2 separate regions of the Homo sapiens genome follow, and region 1 is linked to region 2. A link is a loop called in an ENCODE intact Hi-C map of the cell type or tissue named here. Cell type or tissue: PC-3. All regions are shown on one strand.

Evidence for each region. A loop is a pair of places that touch in the nucleus more often than their neighbours do. Peaks named below come from ENCODE experiments on the same cell type or tissue, not always from the same donor. Only the 100,000 strongest peaks of a DNase experiment are listed, where the experiment ranks them.
Region 1: a loop joins it to region 2, with 5 times the contacts of the local background. A loop is called at or near these places in 3 of 110 quality-filtered maps.

Annotation. Positions count from the first base shown.
Region 1 is chr7:46,542,186-46,550,185 of GRCh38, reverse strand. No RefSeq gene overlaps it. Among named protein-coding and RNA genes, the nearest start is that of IGFBP3, 620 kb to the right of the region's middle. In PC-3, no CTCF peak of the experiment used is centred here; DNase peaks (open chromatin) are centred at 4,165 and 5,605; H3K4me3 peaks cover 405 bases; H3K27ac peaks cover 3,422 bases.
Region 2 is chr7:46,481,199-46,489,198 of GRCh38, reverse strand. It overlaps LOC105375266 (a long non-coding RNA gene), which reads left to right and starts at 7,621. Exons shown (of 4, transcript NR_187896.1): 1 at 7,621-7,953. In PC-3, a CTCF peak has its summit at 3,600; DNase peaks (open chromatin) are centred at 2,138, 3,278 and 3,458; H3K4me3 peaks cover 382 bases; H3K27ac peaks cover 3,219 bases.

The DNA.
Region 1 (8,000 bases), 61 kb before region 2:
TTCAAACTTGTTGAAACTTATTTTATTGTATGCCTTTTGGAACCAAAAGTGAGTTGAATAATGCTTTTGGCAACAACATGAGCAGTAAGGTGGGTACAGTCCTGACCTCTGCTCACTGGAATCTTATATCAGAAGCCTCAGTGTACATCTCGTTTTCTTGAGTCAGCACAATTTGAGGTTTAAGAGAAAATAAAATGTAGCTGCTTCTTTTATTCTTTTTGGAATGTGGGAGATCCTCAGTTTCTATATTCTTGAAGGTTTTGGTGTCACGGAAGGGGACAAAGAAGCAAGAAATAAAGGTTTGCCCAGAAACTCAGATCAACATATGTCTGCATTAGGAGATTGTCTTGGGGTAGTTATCAGTATGACACCAGAGGCAAAGACACTAGAAGCTGTTGGAATTAAAAGGAGAACTTCTCATGAGCAATATCCTAATAATACAAAGAAATGGACAGATATGATAAGTAATTTACAATTGATTAAGCTATCCTAGGAAAGAGGTAGAGTGAAATGATTTTTGTTGATTGTAATTTCTCTGCCAAAACCAGTTACAATTTAGCCATGTTATATTACTTAATCTTCCCAAACATCACGTGATATAAGCATTATTATCCCTCTATACAGTTGAAAGAACTAGGTTAAAGGTCTTAAATAACTTTTCCTAGTTTATACAAGGAAAGTTAATAGATCTGGAATTTGAACATAGGGCTCTCTGACATCAAAGTTTATATTTAATATATAAACAGAGAGATAGACAGATGATAGATACATACATACATACATACACACCTGCATACATACTTTCCTGATGATATATGGCTCATGGATTATAAAGGAAAATGATAAATTAAGAGTGGATCTGACATGTTAGTTTTGTATATGGTGTGAGGTAAGGAGTTTTCTTCCTGATGAATATTCAGCTGAGCCCTGCAATATTTTTCAAGTTAAAATCATGCTTTGTCATATAATGTATTTTCATATAGGTTTCATTACTATTTCTAGATATTTATTTCCATTCTACTTCATATGTCTGGAGATATGTCTATAACATACTCTTTGATTACTCTGTATTTATATTTTAGTGACCATAGGGGGAAGATCATCTATTATTCCTCATATTGTTTCAGTTGTATGTCAGGCTCTTCTTCATAGAGGCTAATATCATTGTATTTCATTTAAAAAATAATACTCAAACTAAAATTGTGAACCTATTTCAATTTATATAAAATTTCATTTATATATTCATTTTGAAATAGAAGTTTCTGAATCTTTTTTTATAAGAGAATACTAGGTCTTTTCATGTATTCATTTCTCAATTATTTTCATCTAACAAGAAATATAAGTTTATATTTTTATTTTTTAGGTATATCTTTTCTGCTAAAAGTATTCCTAAGGATTTTATGGCTTTTGAAAGTTTTGTTGGCTATCAAAATAAGAAATTATAATTCCATGTTTATCTCTGGATGTTGAACTAAGTAATTCTAATAAAAATGTTAAATAATTAAAGCCATAGAAGAGTCAGTACTTATAAAATTATATGCTTCTCATGTGTAGTTTATTATACATCAATTATACCTTAATAACTATATAACAAGAAAAGTTCAAAGTATTTTTATCCTAAATGTGTGTGAAAATATTTCAAACCAAGAAAGAAACTTCAAAACTATTGTTTAAAAAAAATTCACATATTTTACTCTGTAGAATTTAAAATATGACAAATTATGCCAGAGAAAATCAATAACAAATGATGGAGTTTAAAAAATATTTAGACACATAGATACATAGATTGATAAAAGATTAATACAGAGATTGATAAAAGATTAATATGTAAAATATGCAAAGAACATATATGAATTGATTTTTAAAGCAAACAACTAAATAGGGTTATGGACGCAGAATAAAATTAGAAAAATAAAAATACAATAACAGATCTTAATGCCCAATGTATATAAAGGTATGTTATTAGTTACTGATTTTAATTGAATGCAGATTAAAATTATGATGGAATATTATTTTATATTCTTCTGTTTGGCAAAATATTTTTGAAATTATATCTATTGAGTATATAAATTAAAAGCATATTCTCTATTAGCAGAGGAGTGATAGATAGTGACAACCTTTTGGAAACATGATCTATCATACCACAGAAATTAAAGAAATATATTAGTTTTGGCAATCTGTTTCCCAGAATTAAAAGCTCTACTGTATAAATAGTGCTAGATATTATAAATAGATAATTATATAGCTATTATCCATGTGTGCTGGTGTGTGTATATATAGTTTCTATATATATATACACACACTTGTATATGTGTGTGTGTATATATATTATATATGTATATATGTAATCACTAGTGTGGTGGTAAAACTCTGGGAACATATAAATATACATCAGTAGAGAAGTATTTAAATAAACTATGAAACATGTATGCAATTGAATGTCATATGCCAATTAAAAGGAGTTATATATATATATATAAACTGACTTTTGTATATTTAAATAAACTACACATAATAAACTACACAATTTGATAACTTCTGAGACATATGTGTACCCATGAAACCAACAACACATTCTGGATAATGAACATATCTTTTACTACTGAAAATGTCCTCATGTCCCTGTGTAATTTCTCCATCTTGCCCTTCCAAAGCCCCTTCCATCCCCAGGGAACCACTACTTTCTCCTTTTTGTAGATTATTTCCAATTTTTCTGGAATTCTATACAAATAGAATCGTATTTACTTTTTTTGTGTTGCTTCTTTCATCATATTTTGAGATTTATTCATTTGGCTTCTATCAGAGTTCTTTTTATTGCTGAGTAGTATTCCATTGTGTGGACACAACCCAATTTGTTTATCCATTCACTTGATGAACATTTGGTTGCTTTGACTTTTGAACTATTACAAAATTAGCTACTTTGAACATTCCTGTACATGTCTTTGCATGAACATATACTTTCATTTCCTTGGAAAAATACCTACAAATGAGAAGACTATCATATAGTCAGTGGATGTTTAACTTTATAGGAAGCTGTTAAACTGTTTTCCAATGTGATTGTACCAATTTATATTTCCACAGACTGTGGATTAGAGTTTCAGTTCCTCCACATTATTGTCAGCACCCTTGTAGTCATTGTTTCCAATTTTGATCATTCTAGTAAGTATATAATTGTGATTTTTCTTTATATTTCCATAATGACTAATGATATTGAGCATCTCTTTCATGTGCTTATTTGTCATCTATTTAGTACCTTCTTCAGTATCTGTTCTAATTTTTTGTCCATTTTTTAATTGGGTTGTTTGTTACCTTATTACTGGGTTTTAGAGTTCTGAATATATTCTTTGTTTTTAAATAAACACAAGACAATGAAAAAGCTGTATATGAACATATATTCATTTGATGAAGAATATTATGGAAGGATACACATCTTGCTGTTAACATTGTATATCTGGTGATTTGGAGATATTGATGCATGTGATGAGGAATGAGAGAGGGGTAATGCCATAAAAAAGTAAAATACGTCCAAGACAAAAAGAAAGTATTATATGAAGATGGTGATTTAAACATATAAAGATGTGCATGAATAAATGATCACCAAAATGTTTACAGTATTTATTTCAAGATGGTCTAATTTCAAGTGATTTTTATCTCTTTATACTTCGATCAGCCGTATTATCATTTTTAAACCTGTATAATTAAAACACTAATTTTCATTGTTAACTAAACAGAATATCAAGGAAATTAAAAGTCTGAGTCACTGGGAGGATAGTGGTGATTTGAGGGAGAACCATGAATTTGGTTTGGGCCACCTGTATGGCATGAGAAAAGACAAAATCTTTTGTGGACTTCACAAGTGAATATTATTCATATTGTATTTCATTGCTGTAAAGGAGAGCTTGGGTCAAAAGAAAGCTTATAGATAAAATGACCATAGAAGCACTAAATTGTCCCTTAATCTTCCTAATCATGGATGTAGTCATCTATCTTATAACTAAATTTTTAATAAATTGACGACCACTCTGAGGTTTTAAAAGTGTTTCACCTTGGTGAACTTTGGGACTCAGATTTTGGATCTACCACTCTAATCAGATCTTTCATTTGCATAACTGGGATAAATGCTTGCATTCAGATGACTCATCACCAGCCTCTTTAGTGACTCATTTGTTTGATTAGTGAAAAAGCTCAAAAGAATTTTTTTTCAACACCATGGTGATAACAAGTTTTAAGAAGTTAAATAAATACCAAAATGCAACCATGGTTGTTGGGCATTTTCCTACATTTAACTATGTAATAGAAAACTTGACATAACTACAACATCCAAAAATTCTAGATAGTCATAACTGACAATGAACTCAGAGGTCAACCTGCTCAACCCTTATAATGAGAATTCCACAGATACTTATTGACCACCTATCATGTGCCAGGCACTACATATCAAAACCTCTAGAATAAAGTTAAAGCAAAATTTAAAAGGATGTTTATAGATTTGAATGTCCGTATACAAATAAGTAAAATATATACCATTTATAACTTCAATTATGTTAAATACCAAGGAATAAGTCTAACAAAGTAGAAACAAGATCTCTAGAAAAAAAATACATAAAACATTACTGGAATGAATTAAAGAATATCTAAATATTATGTTTACACTTAGAAAGACACAACATTGAAAAGATGTTAAGTTTCTTCAAATTAATGTGTAGATTTAGTGAGGTAACAATAAACATCTTTGCAGGATGTGTGTGTATGTGTGTGAGCATGTGTGTGTGTGTGTGCATGTGAGTGTGCACGTGTGTGCATTGGTATGTGTGTGTGAAAGAGAGAGGGAGGGAGGGAGAGAGAGAGGAGAGAGAAAGAGAGACAGAGAGACATAATGAGATGATTCTATAATTGATATAGTATTATATTGTATACAGCCAAGAATGACAAAGATCTTCTTGTAAAGGAAGTAGGTTTTGCATCAGCTGACATTCACAATTATTTGATAATTACATTATTAAGATTTTGTGGTGTTGATAAAAGGATGGAAGAATAGATCAATGGAATAAATGAAGAGCCCAGAAACAGTCCACACATATAGAGTAAGCTAGCAAACTGGCCATATAGATTACAAACTTCCCACTGTCAATGTCCATTCCATTTCTACGGGGTATCAGGGTGTCGACTTCATTCTGACTACTTCCTGCTGGCTGCAGGCCTTGCTAGGTGCCTGAGGAATGGAACTTACTTTCTTGGAGTTTGAAATATTTCTGTGTTCCTGGGATCACAGGGGTAACATGTCAAAGCATCATTGGATGAGGGGGTAAGATCTGGGAAAAGTGATCCTGTAACCCTATGTATGTTGTATAGCAACAGCATAACCCACAGTAAAGAAGTATGGCCTATTCCTAGAAACATAGCCAGAATGATGAGTAGTTTTTTTTTTTTTTTTTTCACCAGGAGGGTCCTGACTCAAACAAAAAAGAGAACCACTGGTTTAGTAACATCATAGGTTTGGGCATTGCATTAATTTGTTCATTCATGTCCTGGAGGGCAGAGATGTTTTCCAATTTATTTTGAATATACACCCAACATTCAGGGTTTCTTGTGTGTTTACTGTGGTCTCTAAGATGATAATCTAAACATTGCAAGAAAAGGATGACTCATACTTTCTTTGACATTCCTGCAATCGTCATCATTTTTGTTCTGTTTCGTTTTCAGTCAGGGGATAGACAAGTAATAACTATAAAATATATGACCCTGATATCAATAAGTAAGTCAATAAGTTTGTTTCCCACTGTTAATTGTACTCAGAGCTCCTGTGGAGATATCACAACAGGTTGATTAAACACACATTTTTAACAGGTTGCAGGGGGAGCTATGAATATTTACGGAGGTGGTCCTGACACATGTGTATTGAATAAACATCTGTATAACATATGGCCCATGCTTATTTTGGGGTGGAGACTTAACGTCTAAATATATTAAAATTAGGTCTTGTACATCAATAGGTCTATTTAGGACACAAATAGATCTAATTACAAAAGGGCTTAATTTCTGTAAACCAGCCAGAATTAGGCCATGGTCTGTGGTCTTTTTATCTGGATAAAGTCACTGAAATCAGTCTTTTGTCTAATTAAAGCTGCAGTTATAGCTGGCGGAATAGGGGCTGGGGTCAGTTAGTCAGCATCTAGAAGAGATGCCATTTGTTTTAACGTTGCTTATCTTGGGGCCAGTGCTTGTTTGGCTGCTTGAGAAGAAGATAAACCTTGTGGCAGTTAGAACAGAGTATACTTTTTAAGCCTAGGAGTGTGTGACTTAACCCTTGCCTGGCATGGTCTTAGGTCCTGGTTATAATTTGGTATGTTATTGCCACAAAGAGTCTGTCTTGTCAGTCTTATGGTCTCTATTTAAATGTTAATGCTGCTCAGTTGTGCCTAAAGTTTAAATGGGGAAGGGTATAACAAGGCACATTCAACCCTCCCCTTCCTTTCATGGCCTGAACTAATTTTTCAGGATTTTTTTTCAGGGGATTTCCTTGGTCAAAAAGGAGGGGTTCATTTAGTCAACGGGGGCTTAAGATTTTATCTTTTCCGTGGTTGTTTCCCTGTTTTGGGTCAAGATATACCAAAAGCACTATCAATGGCCTAGCTTTTATTTTATTCCATATTGATGCTGGGGTGGTGTGCTACCTAACCCAAGTCTCTCATGTCCCTCAGGGAGACCCCTGTGGCCAAGGGGCTTAGAGTCAAAAGACTTGTAGCCAATTAATAGTTTCAGGCCAGATGAGAATGGAGGTGAGCAGGCACTCATTAATTCTCAGAGCCCTTCTAAGTAATATGAAAGCCAAAAATCAAAAGCCAAAAAGCAAAGTTATAAAATTAACTTATCATCTATCATCTATAGGTTCTACGAGTTGAGCTACTGTAATCTTGGTTCATAGAAATTAGCTATACAAAGCACAGCATTTTGTTAAAACCATTTAACTAAGGAATTTAGAGACTTTTGCTGTGCCATAATGCTTTTTGTGGTCTTTTCAGTAATTTGTTTTAAGGTGGCTGATATATATATATATATATCATATATATATATCATATAGATATCATATAGATATATAGATATCATATATATGATATATATCATATAGATATCATATATATATATATGTATAGTATATGTATTTCCTGGGACAAGAAATTCTTTATGGTTGGGATGGATGGAAAGGGACCATATAATGACCAAGGAGGCAAAGTCCCTTGGTTTGCCAGCTGTTTAGGAATCTGTGTGCCCATTCTTGATTTAGGGGGTCTGAAGTAATTTTCTCCTTCAAAATCAGCCTTTGCAATCTCACATATCCGCCTTTTCCATTATAGTCCTTGAGCCTGGAGGGATTAAATAGTTTTGAATTCTGAAGGTAAAATACAACATAAAGAATCAGCAATGTAAACAGAAAGGTCATAATCCCTGCCTAGTCTTAGAAATGACAGGAAAGGGGAGGCTGAGGCAGGAGAATGGCGTGAACCCAGGAGGCGGAGCTTGCAGTGAGCAGAGATCACACCACTGCACTCCAGCCTGGGCAACAGAGTGAGACTCGGTCTCAAAAAAAAAAAGAAATGACAGGAAAGGAAGCTCACAGGTAGCTAAACATATAAATTACTTAGTATCAAGGCACAGAATAAATTATATTTATTCAAATAGAGGCAAAATTATGAAATGAGTCTTAATGTTTTTGAACAGAGTCCTGTCCCTGTGTCCTCATGAAAGCAGTTTACTTTGATTGTCACCTTTGCTTGGGTCTAAGACAAGGTTTGGTTAACTTGAGTTTGGCGTCAGATAATGGCAGGAGTTGGTGCCTTCTTTAGATGAGATATGTGTACCCAGCAGTCAAAGCCTGTAACTCAACAGCACAAGATTAGTTAATAGTCCCTGATAAGGATCTTTACAAGAGGCTGAAGGTGGTGATACTGGAGTCCATGACTTGACTGCAAGCTGTAAAAAGATTCTACAACCTTGCAGTG
Region 2 (8,000 bases):
TAGACCAAGGCAATAGATCTTGGTTTTAAGAAAAACTTGGTTTGGTGAAATAATGAAAGAAATAATAAACATCTGTAATTAAAAAACAAAATACCAAAACAAAAACAAGCTGATTAGTGTCCAGGTCCCCAAAACTTAAGTTTATTTCACTTACTTTTTCTCAGAGACAATATGAAAAAGAGAATCACCTGATCCTATTTTACTTCCTTCATTTAGTACAAGGTCTGGGATGGAAAGATCCAAGTTGATGTTTTGGCTTACCCCTTCCTGAGTGTTTTGACCAAGTTATTTCTCTGGGGAGAAGCCAGAAAATTTATCAACCTCATAGTTCTATGAAGAGAGAAGACTGTGAGAATGACTATTAATCTTTTAGAAACTTGAAAGCACGTTCTGATAGGTGTTGTTGTTGTTGTTACTCTTTTCATCCTGGCCAACATCTTAGTAAAACCAGTACTGGGCATCTCTCATAAATCAAGAAGAATTTTCCAAAAACAGAATGTTGGAGGCTATGATCTGTGAGTTGAGAAGCTTTACATGGGTCCCTGGCAAAATTTAGAACGGGATCTTCATGTGGTTTTGTTTGGGACAGAAAATATATATTAAAGTGATACCAGCAGCTTGCACAAATTAACTCTTAGAGAGACAGGAAAGTACTACTGTGCTTTCTAAACCAGCAGATAAAAGGACTGTCACAGATGTTGAATCATTCATTTTACAGGTTTTTAAACACAGAATTTTGGAACATCTCAGGGGTAAAATGGGCAGGATGCTAGCTCCGTTATTTGCTTTTATGTATGTTGAGATATTAAACCATACAATGATGACAATGGTGATGATAGTGAAAGGAAGGGGGCCATGCCAACACACTGTAGCTCTGCCATGGCTCAGTTCCCACTTGAAATGTTCTGTCATTGGAGAAGATAATCATATTGCTAAATTTAAGGTGACAGAATGATGAGAGATCCAGTAAGATGATCCCAGCTTCAAATGTCAAAATCATTAAAATTGAGAGATTAAAGAAAGAATAGAAATACTCGCAATTAAGTCTAATAAAGCTAAAGGTGAAGTTTCTTCTTAATATTTTAAAATTCCAAAGCACATATTTTCTACATGTAAGCAGATAATCAATCAATATTTCAATATTTTTCTTTCTTTCTTTTTTTTTTTTTTTTTGAGACAAAGTCTTGCTGTCACCCAGGCTGAAGTGCAGTGGTATGATCTCTGCTCACTGCAGCCTCTGCCTCCTGGGTTCAAACAATTATCCTGCCTCAGCCTACTGAGTAGCTGGGATTACAGGCATGTGTGCCACCACACCCAGCCAATTTTTGTAATTTTACTAGAGATGGAGTTTCACCATGTTTTCCAGGATGGTCTCGAACTCCTGACCTCAACTGATCCACCTGCCCCAGCCTCCCAAAGTGCTGGGATTACAGGTGTGAGCCACCATACCTGGCCATCAATCAATATTTCTTAAATTAATACATAAATAAATGCATGAGTGGGCAGAAGGATAGATGAATTTCACATTCTGTGTGAAGAAGAGTTTACTTGACAGTAATTTATACTTAAAAATACAAATGCAGGAGTCATGAAATCAAAGCTGGGGTTCCCTCACAAACCATCTAGTGTCTCTATGGGAGTTCTTCCACTGGGAGAACTGAGGTAAGGTGCCCATGGCCTCCCAGCCAGTAAAGAACACATCTGAGCTCAAAGAGGTGCTGTTTGCCTTTACACCCGGCAGGTAAGAAGAGCAGAGTCAAAGACAAAAGGAGGAATGAGGGAGCCTTGAAAGATTAAATTTCAGAATTAGTCATGACTGGCTACTGATGGTCATGTTCCCTTCCATGCATATCACTTGCTTTTACTGTTTGAAAATTCTCCACATGTATCACCTCATCTCCGAGTCCAAAGATAACCTGAATAGGTGATCTGGACATCAGTTAAAAGGTAAGGAGATGAACATCTTTCTTTATGGACATTTGGATCTTAATATGTTTGTAAAGCATGCAAACATCTTTTAAGCTCTGTGTTCTGCACCCTTGAGAAGATGTCTGTATTGCAGTGGTTCTGAAACTGTGGTAGCCACATCAGCAGCATCAGCAGCTCCTGGGTGCTGGTGAGTAACACGAGTTTTCAGGCCCCACCCGAGACCTAGTGAGTCAGAACCTCAGGACTGGGCCCAGCAGCCTGCGTTGTGTCAAGACTTCCAGCTCATTCTAAGGCACACTCAAGTCAGAGAACCACTGTTGTGTTATTGGTGCAAACATCCCAACAGAGAAAGTTAGACATACAATTTATGAAGACGTGGAAGAATAAGAGATGTCAAGGTATCTGTAAAGGAAGAATAAAATCTTATTTAGATTGTTAAAGCCCAGCAAATATGTAGTGTTTAATTGACATCCAGGAAGGTTGAGTCATTTGTCAAAGTTCACACAGCCTCCTAGGAGTTTAAATCATTATGAGTTTAAAAAGACATTTAGAATGACTACTGAGAATAAAAATGAAAAAGGACAACAAAAAATATTAAATAGGAAGCGATTCCAAATGCTAGGAATTGCTAAAAGAAGCTAGAGAGGAATTTATCTGTCAAAGCAATGCAGTTTGCTTTTTTCCACCCTGCAGTACTAAATCATGCTTTTAATTCAATAATGGCATGTAAGAATAAGCTCATTAAATGAGTTAAACTTTTGTGACCCTGAAAACTAGTTTTCTGCATGTTGAATCTGTTGAGAGCACAGCTGAGACCCATCTTCTACCATCTCTGTTGACATTTTTATCAGGTAAGAGGTCACTATGGTAATTATAGAAGAGAAAAATATAAACAAGTGCATATTTATTGTATTTCAGATTTTATCTTCTGTGTCTTCTATCCTCATAGGATGCAACTATCTTTCACACTGATAAGAGTGGCCTTCCTCCATGTTCACTCTGTCAAATGCCTTGTCACTTCATGTTGGATGATAATGTCTATGTCCATGTGAATGAAAGATTCAGACAGGCACAGATTTCAAACTCTCAGCAATTAAGAACAAATAAATTTTGTAAGTAAGAAATCGAAATTTTTTAAAAGCTTAACATTTGTTTCACTTATTTAGAAAATATGATTTTAAGCATTTACACCCTTTTTTTAAACATTAAAAATTGCGATGAGACACACCAATGTATGAGCCTGTTTATCACGTGGCCACATAAACTCAGGAATGGAGGAAATGTGATTGATGTAAATTTATAGTAAGTGGTTAGTGACTCAGGTGGTAGGTTGATAAAAAACTACTCAGAAAAGGCAGAATGGACCTCAGGCTAACAAGGCTGGATTGTATATGTTTAAATATCTTTAAAGATAATGCATTGGCCAAAGAGTCAGGGAATTGCCATGAACACAGAGAAAAGACAGTAGTTGTGGCAGAGGCAGATAAGACAATTGACCCATGGACAGCAATTGCTACTTTGCAAAAACCACAGCTGTACTGCCCTGACCACGCTTTTTAGATTACCTGCTCTCATTTTTTTCTGATCCTGTATCTCATAAAGCCTTGCTTTTGCCAGTTTTCCAAATATGGGAAAAAAATGCCTGGTCAAACCACTGTGCATTCCAACCTGCAGGAGGATTTTTGTTTATCTTTGTGAATTAGTAACACTGGCATTGCTGTTGAGTTCATTTATTCATCCAAGTATTTCCTTAGAAAGGAGCTTCCTGGGTTTCTGAGATAGTGAGCTCCCTGGTAGGGGAGAAAGATAGCATGCAGGTGTTACTATGACTTACTTTGGAAAGCGACCCAGTGGGACACAGCCCAGGGCAATGATCTACCTGTCAAGGAGGAGGTAGTGGCACCAACTGCACTTTGGAGAAAATGACACCCTTGAGCTGGTTCTAAAATGACAAATACAGTTTGGCCAGCTTTGTGTTTTTGTTTTATTTTGCCTTAAAGGAGTAATAGGAAAGGACTTTGAGGCAGAGAAGGGGACAGAAAAGCAACCCTCTAAGTAGAGTGCCCCATGCGGGGGGTGGTGTTGGGAGAGGAAGTGTTTCCACTAGTAGCCTTCGAGTTGTGATGTGGAAACTTCCACCTGCAGTGCCCAGGGCAGGGCAGAGAAGTCAGGCTTCAGGGAACACTAGGCTCTATTCCACAGGCAGATGTCAGGAAGGAGGAAGTGAAGAGTCAGCAGAGCACTTCACTTGCTGGTAGCAGGTGGAATATGGATCGAGAGACAGCCAATGGATTGAGAGGTGGAACATGGATTGGTTGAAACAAACAATAGAAATATTGTGTGATCCACAAAGGCAATTTTAAAATTCTTTAATAGCCACAAGAAACAAGTGAAATAAATGTGATAATGTAATTTATTTAACACAATACATTCAAACTTTTGTCATTTAAAATGTCATCAGTACACAAATTTATTAATGATAGTTTACACTTACTCTTCTTGTACTTGGTGTTTGAAACCTTGCATGTATTTTACACATAAAGCATATTTTTATTTACAGATGCTAAACTCATCACAATTACTCGATCTGTGTTTAGATTTCATTAAATTTAAAGTTGAAGAGTACATTCACATGCCGGAGTTTTTCAGAGATTCTGAAAGGGTTTTTTTCTCTCTCTTTTGTTTTTTTGTTTTTCTGTTTTGAGATAGAGTCTGGCTCTGTTGCCCATGCTGGAGTGAGGCAGTGTGATCTTGGCTCACTGCAACTGCCACCTCCTGGGCTCAAGTCATCCTTCCACCTCAGCCTCCCGAGTAGCTGTGACCACAGGCACATGCCACCATGCCCAGGTAATTTTCTGTGTTTTTGATTGAGACAGGGTTTCACTATGTTGCCCAGGCTGGTCTCAAACTCCTGAGCTCAAGCAATCCAACTGCCTCGGCTTCCCAAACTGCTGGGATTACAGGCATGAGCCACCATGCTCAACCAGAGATTCTTAAGTTTTCTAACAACTGAATTCAGTATCTATATTTTCTTGATTTAATGCAATTAAATACTACTAAAACTTCAGATAACTGGTTACACCAGTCACATTTCAAGTGCTCAGTAGCAACATATGGCCATTGGCTAGTGTATTGGACAACTCAGGGATAGAGCAAAGAGACTTGGAGGATAGGATCCATTTGGAAGATTTATGTTGTAGTCACAGAAATTATGACAACAGTTTAAGCAAGGTTAATCATAGAAGAATGAATATGAGATGGAATATTGGAGAACTATTAGAAGGCATAATGGACAAACTTAGTAAGAGAGAAAGGGAGTAGTCAGGCAAGTCCCCAGGGAGCTGGTGTGAGGGAGTGAGCAAATGGTGTTCTCCCAGGAAGACTGTGTGTGCAGGAGAACACAGGAGTTGAGAGAGAAAGAACGACTTCTACTTTGGACAAAGCAATTCCAAGGAGCCCATGGTACTCTGAAGCAGACTGACCACACACAAATAGCCCTGGAGGATTAGTTATTTGAAGAGGGTTGGAAAGTAGTTATTGAACTTTGAGAGCTATCGGCAGGTGGTAGTCAAAACCCGCCAGGCTCTATGAGGTCTTTGTTGAAGTGAGTCCATCTCTGAGGTGCACATCTGCTTCAGCGCACAGAGAAAATTAGAGTTTGAGCCTGAAGGGTCCTGGCACAGATTGTGGCCTAGGTTAATTTGACTTAAGTACTGCCTGCTGCTGACATCTTGGTAGGCAATTTGCTAGTGTCTTCGGGAAACTCCTAGATTCATAACTTTGTTCCATATTTGTCTTCCAGATTTTGCAGGTGTCATCTGCTTGTCATCAAAGGCTTATATGCAAATATATTTAAGAAACGTTTTCCTTTCTTTACTGATCCCTAATAGATAGTAGTTATGTGTCTGGTAGGTTACATGCAAATTAAACACATATGAACGGGAGAATTCAAATACACTGAGGAAAGCTCTAGATACTAGATGTGGTGTTATTTTTGTAAATGTAAAAGCAGTCACAAATTGTACAAGTTACCACTAATTAGTACAGAAATTTAATGAAATTTTTTTTAGTACAGCAAATAGGAAAACTCAGTTTTAAGTTTGCATTTTATAATATTACAATCATTAAATATGAACTCAATTCAAATTGGAGAAATTTAAGCTTTAGAATGAAAAGATTTATTTCTACTTTTATGGAAGAAAGTAGAATTCTTTCATCATTACTGTACTTTTTAAAAATTATTTATTATACTTTAAGTTCTGGGGTACATGTGCAGAATGTGCAGTTTTGTTACATAGGTAAACATGTGCCATGGTGGTTTGCTGCACCCATCAACCCATCAACTGCATTAGGTATTTCTCCTAATGCTATGCCTCCCCTAGCCCCCACCCCACAACAAGCCCTGGTGTGTGATGTTCCCCTCCCTGTGTCCATGTGTTCTCATTGTTCAACTCCCACTTATGAGTGAGAATATGCTGTGCTTGGTTTTCTGTTCTTCTGAAAGTTTGCTGAGAATGATGGTTTTTAGCTTCATCCATGTCCCTGCAAAGGACATGAACTCATCCTTTTTTATGCCTGCATAATATTACATGGTGAATATGTGCCACATTTTCGTTATCCAGTCTATAATTGATGGACATTTGGGTTGGTTCCAAGTATTTGCTATTGTGAATAGTGCCACAATAGACATACATGTGCATGTGTCTTTATAATAGAATGATTTATAATCCTTTGGATATATACCCAGTAATGGGATTGCTGGTTAAATGGTATTTCTGGTTCTAGATCCTTGAGGAATTGCCACACTGTCTTCCACAATGGTTGAACTAATTTACACTCCCACCAACAGTGTAAAAGCGTTCCTATTTCTCCACATCCTCTAGAGCATCTGTTGTCTCCTGACTTTCTAATGATTGCCATTCTAACTGGCATGAGATGGCATCTCGTTGTGGTTTTGATTTGCATTTCTCTAACGACCAGTGATGATGAGCATTTTTTCATATGTCTGTTGGCTGCATAAATGTCTTCTTTATATGCAGAAAACTGAAACTAGACCCATTCCTCACACCTTATACAAAAATCAAGTCAAGATGGATTAAAGACTTAAATGTAAGGCCTAAAATCATAAAAATCCTAGAAGAAAACCTGGGTAATGCCATTGAAGACATAGACATAGGCAAAGACTTCATGTCTAAAACATCAAAAGCAATGGCAACAAAAACCAAAATTGACAAATGGGATCTAATTAAACTAAAGAGCTTCTGCACAGTAAAAGAAACTATCATCAGAGTGAATAGGCAACTTGCAGAATGGGAGAAGATTTTTGCAATCTATCCATCTGACAAAGGGCTAATATCCAGAATTTACAAAGAACTTAAACAAATTTACAAGAAGAAAACAAACAACCCCATCAAAAAGTGGGCAAAGGATATGAATGAATACTGTACTACTGTTAATAAGAATCATATATAATAATTCACAAACATTTCAGGGCTGGTTAGAGTAGCCTTTCCTTTATGAGTTCATCTTCTTTAAAGGACAGAAATGGCAGTGGATTGCAAGTCTCCAGTAGGAGACAGCCCAGGTGTTCACAATGGGGGCACTATCGATGACACAATGACCCAAATCAAACAAGTGAAACATCACAGAGGCAGGAAAGTTCTGCCCCAAACCCTGCAAGAACAGGGACTTAGAAAAGCTTAGACATTCATAGGAATAAGACCTCCAGCTATTTATGGGTTGATTACAAGCTCAGTATGATTCAATTGATGATTAGATAGTAGACATCACCTGTTACGATTGGAGCCCTGTGGCCAAGAGGACGCCTGTGAACTATTTCACCTGATTAGGCCACGCTGGGATTTTTTGCTTGGGTGAGAGGTCGTGCTTCCCCAGGACACGGGCAGCAGCCTGGAGAGAGGAGTCTCAGAGGGTAACCCTGCTCTTCTCAAATATGGAAAGCTCCTATGTGGAAGGGCAGTGAGTGGGATTTATCTTTTTCTGGGGATTCCAGATGGCAGAAAAGTAAGTTACAAATGAGCAGTGGTTAAGGGTTTGAACTGAGAAAGAGG